2 separate regions of the Homo sapiens genome follow, and region 1 is linked to region 2. A link is a contact called in ENCODE Hi-C or POLR2A ChIA-PET data. All regions are on one chromosome and are shown on one strand. Each heading gives the region's core, a stretch centred on a gene start or an enhancer-like site at or near the end of the contact. The rest is flanking DNA. Distances are from core to core; before and after follow the strand shown.

What was found. Hi-C counts contacts between places; a loop is a spot of excess contacts on that map. ChIA-PET counts read pairs that join two places held with the same protein, here RNA polymerase II (POLR2A). Pooled maps may share reads with other maps.
Region 1: a pooled map shows a loop between it and region 2 (2.4-fold over the local background). The contact joins two enhancer-like sites. A Hi-C loop is called at or near these places in 4 of 50 pooled maps. POLR2A ChIA-PET finds 5 or more read pairs at or near these places in 2 of 52 experiments (activated CD8-positive, alpha-beta memory T cell and activated T-cell).

The regions. Positions count from the first base shown.
Region 1 is chr6:25,367,934-25,374,142 of GRCh38, reverse strand. All of the region lies in intron 2 of CARMIL1 (capping protein regulator and myosin 1 linker 1), which reads right to left. LOC124901281 (a long non-coding RNA gene) reads left to right here. Exons shown (of 3, transcript XR_007059512.1): 2 at 4,064-4,197. Among named protein-coding and RNA genes, the nearest start is that of CARMIL1, 92 kb to the right of the region's middle. Within about 2 kb of position 4,347, at least 14 of the 41 ENCODE cell types and tissues checked have a DNase peak (open chromatin) inside an H3K27ac peak, as active enhancers do.
Region 2 is chr6:25,220,513-25,226,847 of GRCh38, reverse strand. It overlaps the pseudogene LOC100533655. Among named protein-coding and RNA genes, the nearest start is that of CARMIL1, 56 kb to the left of the region's middle. Within about 2 kb of position 3,212, at least 3 of the 41 ENCODE cell types and tissues checked have a DNase peak (open chromatin) inside an H3K27ac peak, as active enhancers do.

The DNA.
Region 1 (6,209 bases), core at 3,098-5,597, 150 kb before region 2:
AAGATCACAAACTTACAATCTAACATCATACCTCAAGGAGCTAGAGAAACAAGAACAAACCAAACCCAAAGCTAGCAGAATGAAAGAAATAACAAAGACCTTTTCATTAGAGCAGAACTAAATGAAACTGAAACAAACAAACAAAAAATACATCAAGGAAACGAAAGCTTGGTTTTTTGAAAAGATAAACAAAATCGATAGATGATTAGCTAGATTAACCAGGAAAAGATTCAAGTAAGCTCAATTAGAAATGAAAATGGAGGCCGGGCACAGTGGCTCAGGCCTGTAATCCCAGCATTTGGGAGGCTGAGGCAGACGGATCACGAGGTCAGGAGATCGAGACCATTCTGGCCAACATGGTGAAACCCCACGTCTACTAAAAATACAAAAAAATTAGCCAGGCATAGTGGCGCATGCCTGTAATCCCAGCTACTCGGAAGGCTGAGGCAGGAGAATCGCTTGAACCAGGGAGGTGGAGGTTGCAGTGAGCCATGATCGCACCACTGCACTTCAGCCTGGTGATAAAGCGAGACTCTGTCAAAAAAAAAAAAAAGAGAGAGAGAGAGATGAAAATTGAGACATTATAACCAAAAGAAATACAAAAGATCATTCAAGACTGCTATGAACACCTCCATGCAAACAAACTAGAAAATCTACAGGAAATGGACAAATTCCTGGAAACATACAATCTTCCTAGCTTGAATCAGGAAGAAATAGAAATCCTGAACAGACCAAAAAAAAAAAAAAAAAGCCGAAGGCCAGATAGATTCACAGCTGAATTGTACCAGACATTCAAAGAAAAATTGGTACCAATCTGCTGAAACTATTCCAAAAGGTTGAGAAAGAGGGCATCCTCTATAACTTATTCTATGACACCAATATCACCCTGATACCAAAACCAGGAAAGGATATAACAGAAAAAAAAAAGACAAAGAAAACTACAGAACAATACCCTTGAATCAACAAAGATGTAAAAATCCTCAACAAAATACTAGCAAACTGAATCCAACAGCACATCAAAAAGATAATTCACCATGATCAAGTGGGTTTCATCCAGGATGTAGGGATGATTTAACAAATGCAAGTCAATAAATGTGAAACATCATATAAACAGAATTTTTTAAAAACACAAAAATCTATTGATCATCTTAATAGATGCAGAAAAAGCATTCGATAAAATCCAGCATCCCTTTATGATAAAAATTCTCAACAAACTAGGGATAGAAGGAATATAGTTCAAAATAATAAAAGCCATGTATGACAGACTCACAGCCAACATCATACTGAAGGGGAAAAGTTGAAACCATTGCCCTTCAGAACTGGAACAAGACAAGGATGCCCACTTTCACTACTTCTATTCAACATAGCACCAGGAGCCCTAGTCAGAGCAATCAGGCAAGAGAGAAAAATAAAGGGTATCCAAATTGGAAAAGAGTAAATTACACTATCTCTGTTTGCCAGTGGTATGATTATATACCTAGAAAACCCTAAAGACTCCTCCAAAAGACTCCTAGATTTGATAAATGAACTCAGTGAAGTCTCAGGTTACAAAATCAATGTACACAAATCAGTAGTACTGCCATACACCAACAACAATCAAATTCAGAATCAAATCAAGAACTCAATCCCTTTTATAATAACAGCAAAAATAAAATAAATTACCTAGAAATATACTTAACAAGGAGGTGAAAAATCTCTTCAAGAACGACAAAACACTGCTGAAGGAAATCAAAGATAATACAAACAAATGGAAAAAATATCCCATCCTCATGAATTGGAAGAATCAATTTCATGAAAATGGCCATACTACCCAAAGCAATCTAGAGATTCAATGCAACTTCTATCAAAATACTAACATCATTTTTCACAGAATTAGAAAAAAAAATTCATATGGAACCAAAAAGAACCTGAATAGCCAAAACAATCCTAAGCAAAAAGAACAAACATGAAGGCATCACATTACCTAACTTCAAATTATACTACAAGGTTATAGTTACCAAAACAGCACGGTATAGGTATAAAAGTAGATACATAGACCAATGTAACAGAACAGAGAACACAGTAATAAAACCAAATACTTACAACCACAATTGATCTTTGACAAAGTATACAAAAACATAAATTGGAGAAAGGACACCATATTCAACAAATGGTGCTGAAAAAACTGGATAGCCACATGTATAAGAATGAAACTGGATCCCTATCTCTCACCATATACAAAAATCAACTCAAGATGGATCAAAGACTTACATCTAAGAGCTGAAACCAATTACAGTAGACAACCTAGGAAAAACTTCTGGACATTGGTCTAGGTAAAGAATTTATGACTAAGACCCCAAAAGCAAATGCAAGAAAAACAAAAATAAATAAATAGAACCTAATTAAACTAAAAAGCTTCTGCACAGCAAATCACCATCAGAGTAAACAGATGACCCACAGAGTAGGAGAAAATATTTGCAAACTATGCATCCTACAAAGAACTAATACCCACAATCTACAAGTAACTCAAATAAATTAGCAAGAAAACAAACCAAATAATCCCATCAAAAAGTGGGCAAATGACATGAATAGACATTTCTCAAAAGAAGATATACAAATGGCCAACAAATATACAAAACAATGTTCAACATCACTGATCATCAGGGAAATGCAAATTAAAACCACAACAAGATACCACCTTACCCCAGCCAGAATGGCCATTACTAAAAAGGTAAAATACAATAGATGTTGGCATGGATGTGGTAAAAAGAGAACACTTACTTATACACTGCTGGTGGGAATGTAAATTAGTACAACCTCTATGGAAAACAGCATGAAGATTCCTTAAAGAACTGAAAGTAAAGATACCATTCCATCCAGCAATCTCACTACTGGGCAACTACTAAAAGGAAAAGAGGTAATTCTATCAAAAAGACACGTGCACACATCACAGCACCATTCACAATTGCAAAGATACAGAACCAACCTAAGTGCCCATCAACTGATGAATGGATAAAGAAAATGTGGTCTATATACACTATGGAATACTACTCAGACATAAAACAGAATGAAATATCTTTCACAGCAATTTGGATGGAGCTGGAGGCCATTATTCTACGTGAAGTAACTCAGGAATGGAAAACCAAATACCGTATGTTCTCACTTATAAGTGGGAGCTAAACTATGGGTACACAAAAGCATACAGAGTCATTTAGCGAACTTTGGTGACTCAGAAGAGGGGAGGGGAGGAGAGAGATGAGGGATAAAAAAAAGCTACATATTGGGTACAATATACACAGATGATGGGTGCACTAAAATCGCAGACTTCACCACTATACAATTTGTCCGTGTAACCAAAAACCATTTGTACCTCAAAAGCTATTGAAATTTTACATATATATATATCAACTAAAAAAAAAATATGTTTAGTGAATGAAACTCCTGGTTCAACCTACAGTTGGTCCTTTAGACTTTCCACTTCCTAAGTGAGAATAGCTCTCAGGGTGGAAGAGCTACGAGGCAGACAAACCCCATAGTGCTACTCTATCATCCCACACAAATGCAGGGGCTGTATGACTCCGTCGGGGCAGTACAAAAGACAAAATATTCCTGTCCTTTGCTCTTAAGAGCAAGCACATCATGGCAGACAGTTTACAATTATTTTCCACGTCTTCTTTACTAGCCAGGCCATTCATGTCTTTATATTTGACAACTGGCTACACACCCTCAAAAATAAACACAGTGATGGAAAGGTTGCTCTGTTCCCTGCTAATACATGTGTAATAAAGCTACTCTTGCAGATGCTTGGCGCTGTGGTCAAAAGGAGCACCTTCCCCCGCCTACCCCCATAAAGATGAAGGTCTTGAATAAAATAGAAGCCACACAGAGTCCAGTTCTGAAATGAAAATATCACACTCATAAAAGCATTAAGAAGGTTCCCTATTGAGCTGGTTTCAAATGTTTAATTACTGTAATTATATGCATACATACTTTATCACTGTTTTCTAATGAGGTTGGCAAGGAGACAGAAACTTGGCATTTTATTCCTAGTTTAATGCGCTTGTTTTTATGCTTACTGTAACAGCTTGCTAGAAGAGCACTGGAGATAGAGTCGGATACGCTTTAAAGGACAAGGGAAAACAGCTCCCAGTGGATGGTACACACATGGCAAAAGGCCAAGAGTAGAAGCACCGTCATTAGGAAAAGGAATCAGCCAAGGTAAGCAACGTCATTCACAAACAGAAAAACCTGGACTGCAACCTACCTACCTTCTCTCCTCACTTCAAATAAGACTTTGAGCTTTAAAAACAAAGAGCGTGGCTGGAAGGGGGAGCCACAGCTGCTTAATCTGAAAGCACCTTTCAGTTTCTTCACAAAAGTTTCCAAGTCAAGGGGAAAATTCAACACCCAAACACACAAAGCAAGCTCCAGAGGCAAATGTGGGCACTTCTGAGAGCAGCAGTACTCCAGGGTTGGTTCCTAGCCTACGAGAGTTCTGGTGAAAGAGGCTACTGTGAACCAAAGGCCCAGCCTTCCTGCAGGGGAGGAAAGTCAGCAGTTTACTTGGGAATTTGCCACCTCGATACATAGCAAGTGAGGAAGTGGTGAGAGGTGGCAGATGGAAAGGGGTAAGGGGGGCGAGGGGCACAAGCTAGATCCAGACAGCTGTGGTGTTATAAAAATGTAGCAGCCAAGCAATGTGGAAACGGGAGTCTTAAGCATCTGATTAACTGAGAAGCAGCTGTGGTAATTTCTGGACTAGCTTTAAAAAAAAAAAAAAAAAACAAAATACAGCATTGCATTCAACTGTTAAGCTGACTGCAAGAGCGATCAATGGGTTGAGAATTAAACTAAAGCTCGAGACACTGAGCCTTGCTCTAATGGTGTCGATGGCACAGGGCCATGCTACGGGGTAAAACCAGGTTATGATGAGTTCCCCGTCTGGGACTTCCAAGAAGCGTTCCCTAGAACAGGATCCAAGACAGATCCACCCAATATTTAAATCCAGTCTTTAACAAAGGCCCTGTATAGACACCAGACTAACTAATTTGAGCCTAAAAGGAGACTCCTAAAAGTTCAGATAAACTTAGTTACTTACACTCCTCTATTACAGCAGAAATAGACATGTGATCTAATCATGTAAGGGGTTTTAAATTCAGCCAAAATAACTGGCAAATTTTCCTTGCTAAAATGGCAAAAACGAACCCTCCTAACAGAATTGCTCCACTGTAATTATTTACAGTAAATCAATAAGTACATCATTCTATATAACATACTGATCAATACAACACATTTTGACCAATTAAAGATTTTACTCAAAAAACATGAGTCTGGGACAAGGAAGAATATACATACATGAGGCCATTTATCACATTAAAATATATAAAGCAAGAGTGTAGACATGTAAAATCTCATTAATTCCACATCTAAATATTTCAACCATTTCTGAAAGGTAGACAAGAGGACTCCAGAGTAAAGAGTACAGGACTTAACCATTTTAGTAGAGATTTTAGGGTGATTCACAGAACTGCCAATCAGGTGGGTCTTATGTTATTGGTTATATCATAATCATCTGGGGTTCTATGAGATTCCTGAGTAATGTCTGTTTTGTCTCCCTAAATTGAATGTATGTCTTTGGTTTCATTTGAAAACATTGATCTGTATGTAGCTGGTGCTTATCAGGAGGTGTTAGCTGTCTGTTCAATGTGCTCTAAGAGTGATGTACTGGGCTAATTTAACTCAAATAGCTTTATAATTCTGTCACAACCTCTCTGCAGCCGCCTACTTTTCCTAGGGCAGGGAAATGGAAATCATTTTAAGAAACGGAAAAAGTGTGGTTTAAGTAATTCAGCTTAGCTTATTTCCCTTGGGAAAAGGACAGTTAACAACTACTCTCAGAAACTAAGTAAGTCGTGTCTGACCTCTATTAGTTATTTAAATTTAGCCATACCTTTAACTAATAAAGAGAAGGTGTCCTAGTCAACTCCAGTAAGGATCAGGGTTCTCTGCTTCTGGCATACCAACTGATTTGAACTCTGAATTTCTCTCAGAGTTGTGCTCAGAATTTTACTGATAGTTCAGCTGACGTGGAAAGGTCTGAATGCAGCCGGGTGCGGTGGCTCACGCCTGTAATCCCAACACTTTGGGAGGTCAAGGCAGGCAGATCACTTGAGGTCAGGAGTTTGTGACCAGCCTGGCCAACATGGGGAAACCTCATTTCTACTAAAAAT
Region 2 (6,335 bases), core at 1,963-4,462:
ATGTATGTATGTGTCTGTCTGTCTATCAGTGCTATCTAACAGTTTTCTGCAATGATGGAAATACTTTTTGATTGTCCAATGAAGTAGCCACTAGTCACATGTGGCAACTGAGCACTTGAGTGGTGACTAGTATAAAAGGGAAAATCAAATTTTTAATTTTATTTAATTAATTTATATTTAAACAACCACATGTAGTTATAACAACAGAATATTGGACAACGTGGGGGCTATAGAATGGGTGTAACAATGTTGTATTTCAGTTCTTCTACCAGTTCTTCGGATTCGTTTTCTTGAACAGAGTCCAAGATGGAATATTTTACCATGAATTCTGGGTTGGAATAGGTAGGATTACAGTGAAACTCTAGCATTTAGTCACATGAATAAAAGCTGAATGAGGACAAAGCATTTCAAAGAAGGATCATATGTCTACAGAGAAAGATAATCTGGCCCAATAAACCAGGTAAATTGTGTGTTTTGGAACGCTCTAGTGTATTTTATTGCTAACGCCCATTTAGTGAATGGATTGATTTTCCTGTTAGAATGTAGTGGGAACATAATCTGAATGCCTTTGACTCTGAAGCCTACTGCAGCTAACAAGAACATCATTTGTATTTCATTGGCCCAGACAGATTATGATTAATGGTTGGATGAACACATTTTCAGTTGAATTTATGTAGCACAGTGCTTCCCATAATTTTTTTCCTGTCAAGGAACTATTTTATGTTAAATTACACAAATATAGTTTTATTTTTATAACATTACTTCCTTCTATCTCTGAACACCTGCACCTTCTCTCACAATGTTAACCTCTCTCTTTGTATTGCAATTTGGCTTCTGTATCTACTCTGTTCTTTTTTCCCACCTTCCCCCGCCCCCTGAGACAAAGTCTCACTCTGTGGCCCAGGCTGGAGTGCAGTGGTGCAATCTTGGCTCACTGCAGCCCCGACCTCCCAAGCTCAAGTGATCCTCCCACCTCAGCCTTTGGGTTGCTGGGACCACAGATGCACACCACCATGCCTAGCTAATTTCTTGTATTTTTAGTGGAGACAAGATTTCGCTATTTTGCCCAGGCTGGTCTTGAACTCCTGGGCTCAAGCAATTCTTCTGCCTCAGCTCCCTAAAGTGCTAGGATTGCTGGTGTGAGCCACCATACCCAGCTTGTTTCTTTTATTCTCAGAATATTCTTAATATTCTCAAGAACATTCTTGGCCTCCCTTCCCTGCCATTTATAATGTTTCCTCCCTTGGTTTCTTTATTTTCCTTCATTCACACTCTGATTGCACCATTCAGTTTGACTCAATTGTAGTCAAATTCAACTCACAGGCTTGTTAACCCTAGTTTGGTGAACATCATAAGTCTTTCAGATGCTGGTTGGAAATGCACCTCCTCAATCCCTAACACTGACATTTAAGCAGCAGAAAGAAGAGGAGCAGCCCATGGTGAAGGCAACTGGAAAGGTCAGAGACCCAAGGAGAGATAAGATGAAAGTTATCAGTGGTGCCTAATGAAGAAGAACTGTTCTGTGAGACAAGGACTGAGAATGTTCCTCATGAGGACATCATTGATGACCTTGGTGAGAACAGTCAGCAGAAGTTTGAGAAATTATTGGGAGGTGCTGAAGCTGCCACAAGTACAGACCAAGCTTCTGAGAGAGTTGGATGATGACAGAAGGAGAAAGTGAAAAAGGGCTCAGGGTAGAGAGGCTTTTGTTTAGGATGGGAGAAGCTAGAGCAAGCCAATGTCAGCTGGGGCCTCCCTGGCTCTGTGAGATGTTGGTCCATCTTTGTAAACCTGGTCCAAAGCCACAGTCCAAGATTCCTTTTATGATTTCCCTAAATTTCTGAGGCTTGCTCCCTCATGCTTCTCTTTGTGTCCCCTGCCACATCTGTACCTGTGGTTTCAGATCCATCTTGTGGCACCACAGTGCGAATCTCAGCCTTCTCGCCAGTTTCTACACAAACACTCATGTTAATGGTAATCTATTGAGTTAACAATTTAACAAGGAACTTTAAGGTAGTTTGGAGGTGCTCCTGGAGAGGGGTTATACGCCCAACCACACTGCCCTCTGCCATCCTGCTGGCTCCTCCTCCGTTTTTCCCAACTTCCTCCTCCTTTAGAGCAAGGAATTACTTTTCTTGTCTAGAACTGAGTGATCAACCCAGAGTCAAGGTCTCGCCTTCAACCTCAATGGGCTTATCCATGAATTTTTCTAAGAAATCTCCAAAAGGAATTTTCATGCCATTTGCTAAGAGAATTCGATTCTCCTCTAATATGTCCTCTTGTCATATTAGCATTCGGGGGTGGGGGCGGGGCAAACAGTTTATGTAGACACAGAAATTGATGCATGTGGTGAAATGCTGGGAGACACCTGGAGGGGAGAGGAGGGCAGCTGTTCTATTTCTTGTGATTGGTGGGACAGGAAGCAAGAATGAGTGAAAATGAAGATAAACCTGTATGGGGGCAGGATGTGTATGGGGGTGGGATGGAAGAGTGAAGATTTGAGGGTTTGTGGGCTCAGTAGTCTCTGTGGGGGCAAGATCACTTGCTGACAGGGGATGGACAGAACTGAAGGTATGAGATTCTCGCTATAGAGAGGAGTGAGGGAAGGAGAAGGGATGAGGGGAGAGATGCTGTTTTTAGATAAGGAGAAGTATTGACAAGATGAATGGAGTATTCTTCTGAAATCGGAAAGTATACCTTTGTGAAGATACCAGTTCCCACGGTTGTACTTCTCTCTAGAAGCCCCAAATCACTAAGATATAGAAGCAGAGAAGGGGGATTTCAGGATTAATCTGGGGTTGGAGCTTGCAGAGCAGGACAGTGTGAGTTCTAGTGCTTTATTCTGAAGTCCTGGTGAAAAAGGGAAAATTGAGTAGGAAGAAGCCTGCCCATTAGCACTGGGTTGACATTCAGCTCCACTCTGGACCATGTTACCTTGGTGATAATGAAAGTGGAAGGAGGGATGCTTTTCTGCCAATTTTATCTAAGCGTCTTGGGCAGTTTTAATTTAAACGTATGATACTACCTCCATTTTTTCCTGGTATGATTCCTTTCATTTAATTAGGCTCTATTGGTGGAAAGTAGTTGATCTTTGATGACGTTGTTATCTCCTGAACATTATTATATCTCCCGCTCTGGTTTACAGGTTTTTCCTGACTCTTCTCTTCTGCATTACAGCTCAGGACTGCCACCCAGTGGCCTGTTAGCATAGAGCTCTGGAAATGCTGATTTTTTTCTTTAATACAGCCACAGAATAAGACAATAAGAAAATATTTGCTTCCTTGTTGGGGAAAGTAAAATGCAGAACTTCCTATTTACCAGCCAAACAAAAGAAGAATGCATTCTCTCAGGACCTCAGGGACTGTCAGAAAATAAGAAAAGCTTTTTTGACCTTAGTAACCTTTGACATGGTTCTCTGAGACCAAGTGTGTTTAGCCAGGAATTTATACTAAACAGGGAATGGAATGAAAGCAGGATCAGGATTTTGAAGAAAAATACCTCTCAAATTGGGGAGAGTTAGGCAAAGAGATTCTGAATGTAAAGTCATTTGGGGAAGACATAGGCCCTTGGATAAAGCATACTTTTTTTGTTTTCCTATTTTACTTTCTTCCTCACCCTTTAACACATGGAAGATGGGTCCCTGTGTCCTCCAGGTCTGATAGGAGTTGTCAGACTGCCGTTGTTTGAGTTACTTTATTTATTTGGAATTTCTGGATGTGAGAAGCTATGGAAGCCAAGTTCAGATTCAGCCATTCTAATTCTCTTATAAGATATCCTCTGTGAAACAGTGGTGTACATTTCAGTTTTGTTTTTGTAAAAATTGAGTATCAAAATTTTAAAATCCTACATGTTTTATTATCAAAAGATCACTTACAGGCATAAACTCTAGTATAATTTTTAATTTTTTGAATTGTAGATTGTCTTTTTCTTTTTTATCATAGACACTCTGAAAGCTAATTGGGATGACAGAGAAGAAAAAGAGAAAAGAAAGAATCTCGAATAAGAGGCCCAGTGGCCTCACTAGAAGGATGAGAAGATAAGACTTGCTCTAGAGGAGGAAAAATGGCAGCTTCCTTGCCCACTAAGGGGAGACACAGAGACCCTTGAATGCAATGTAGAGTGTCCTTCCTTAGCCCTTATAGCGGTTCTTCAAAGTTGCAACTGTTCCTACAAATGTTATTTACAGCCTGGGACTTCATTAAGCCAGAATATTTCCCTGAACACTACTAGAGATGTGCTCTGTAATATTAGCAAGGTCTTGCTGATACCAAGGGAGGGAAAGTAGGTGAATATCTGTGCATGGCTCTGGAGGCATACCTAGGGCAGTGTGGGTGGAGTGCCAGGCTCTGTTAAGGATTCCCAGTGGGTCAGCCACAAGCATATGGAGTGATGGCTCCTGAACAAAGACTGGGCAGAAAAGTGGGCAGAAGGGAATGCCAGAAATTGGAGACAGAGATAAGATACTAAACACAAACTTTTCCACTTCCTAATTTTGTCTAAGATAAGAAGATTCTAAAAACAAACTTTTCCACTTTCTCATTTTGTCTAAGTCCAGCCCTGCTTGCATCCAATGGAAGATAAAAGATTAAAACTAGAGATTATTTTCAACAAGCATGAATTGAGGACCTACTATAATTGGTTTATTGAGCAATCTTGCTTCACTGGACAATGAAAGTAGGAAGACATTATTTTTTCCTGTCATTGCTTTTACCTGGGCTCTGCAAAATATCCTTTTCCTGACACTTAATGAAATCTTGGGGAGATTTAATAATGTCAGGATCAGTTTGGTTATTAAACATCATTTTGTTTAAAACTCCAATCATATCCTATTCAAGTTTCAAATATTACCTTACCTCACTCCTGCTCCAGGTACTAGGTCACAAAGAAAGTCTTTAAAGTCAAAATGTTTAAGAATCTAAGTTATATGAACCATATTATCTGGCTATATTGTAATAATCATATAAGAAATAAGAGACTTAACTTACCTATACTGTTATAGGTTAAAAAAAATTGTGAGTCATTTACATTAACAGTGAAGAAGGGAAACATTGATATTTTCTTTTCATAAAAACACCACACTACTTCTTTTAGCATCTGAGATAGAAACAGAAGCTAATAAATAGGGAAAGAGTTTTTGATTTTTAACTTTGTATTTGATATACTAAAATAGCAGCCCATAAGTTCAAACCCCATGTGTTTCATTTTTATTCTGATATAATAATTTGAATAGAGAAAATTCTTAAAGTATCTTAAATGCTCATTTTTCCCTCAAATATCTCATATAACATGGTGCTCAGAATAAGGTGAAATGCAATATGTTGCTGTTTGTAGCAGCACGGTTTCTATTTTAATGGCTGATGATTTAAAATTTTATTTTAAAATTTATATATGCATATATCTATATTAAAATATAAGATTATTTTATATTTTATTTTAAAATCATCTTCTAAGATCAAAAACAATTTGGTTTGAAATGACAGTACAAGGAATGTGCATCAGTGCCTCCATGTCAACCTGCTGACACTGAACGTTCAGTTTTATTCTGCAACCTTCTGCAAGCTAATTTATACAGCATCCAAAGCTAAGGCGAAAATCAGGCCTGGAGTTAGAACTCACTGGATGTCAATCTGGTTTCTGATGGATAACAGAGGCTGAGGACATAAAATAGTCCGAGTGTTATTTATGCTATTCAGCTAGATATGTTTCATTGAAAGCAACTTGTTTTAAAATGTCTATGAGCTTGGAGTTGTATTTATATTGCATCAGATCCACAAAGGTGTGCAGTTTCTGGCTGGCACTGATCTGTTGACATGTCCTTGGCATAACACACTTGAAAAGTTACAACAGACTGCTTTTTTCTCCATGTTGTTGGTTTTCAGAAACTTATAAATAACTGACCAAATCTTCTAAATTAGAAGTAGTTGGATACTAGCAATGGTTCAAAACTTCCTACAGGGAAGTCCAACTGAGTATACTTGGAATGTTGTTGTGACACAGCCTGAATACAGGCACTAAGTTTCTGTATATGAGGCCTAGCATTAAACTCAGATTTGTAGGGAAAGTCTGATTCATGGCATGGAAATTGGAAAACACCTTATACTGTTGTAGGTCTTGCTGGGAATATCTGCAAGGCATGGCCTGATTAGAACTCCAATCTGTAAGCTGCCATTTACTTGCTATGCCTCATTTTATGACCCAGTTGCTGCTACTTCATCTCATGAATTTGTTGGTGCTAAAGCTATTGGGGTGGTTATAACTACCCTGTAGCTTGAGTTGAGAACCAAGGAATGTTACTGCTTATGACCTGAATACACGACGGTAGACTTGTAAAATAA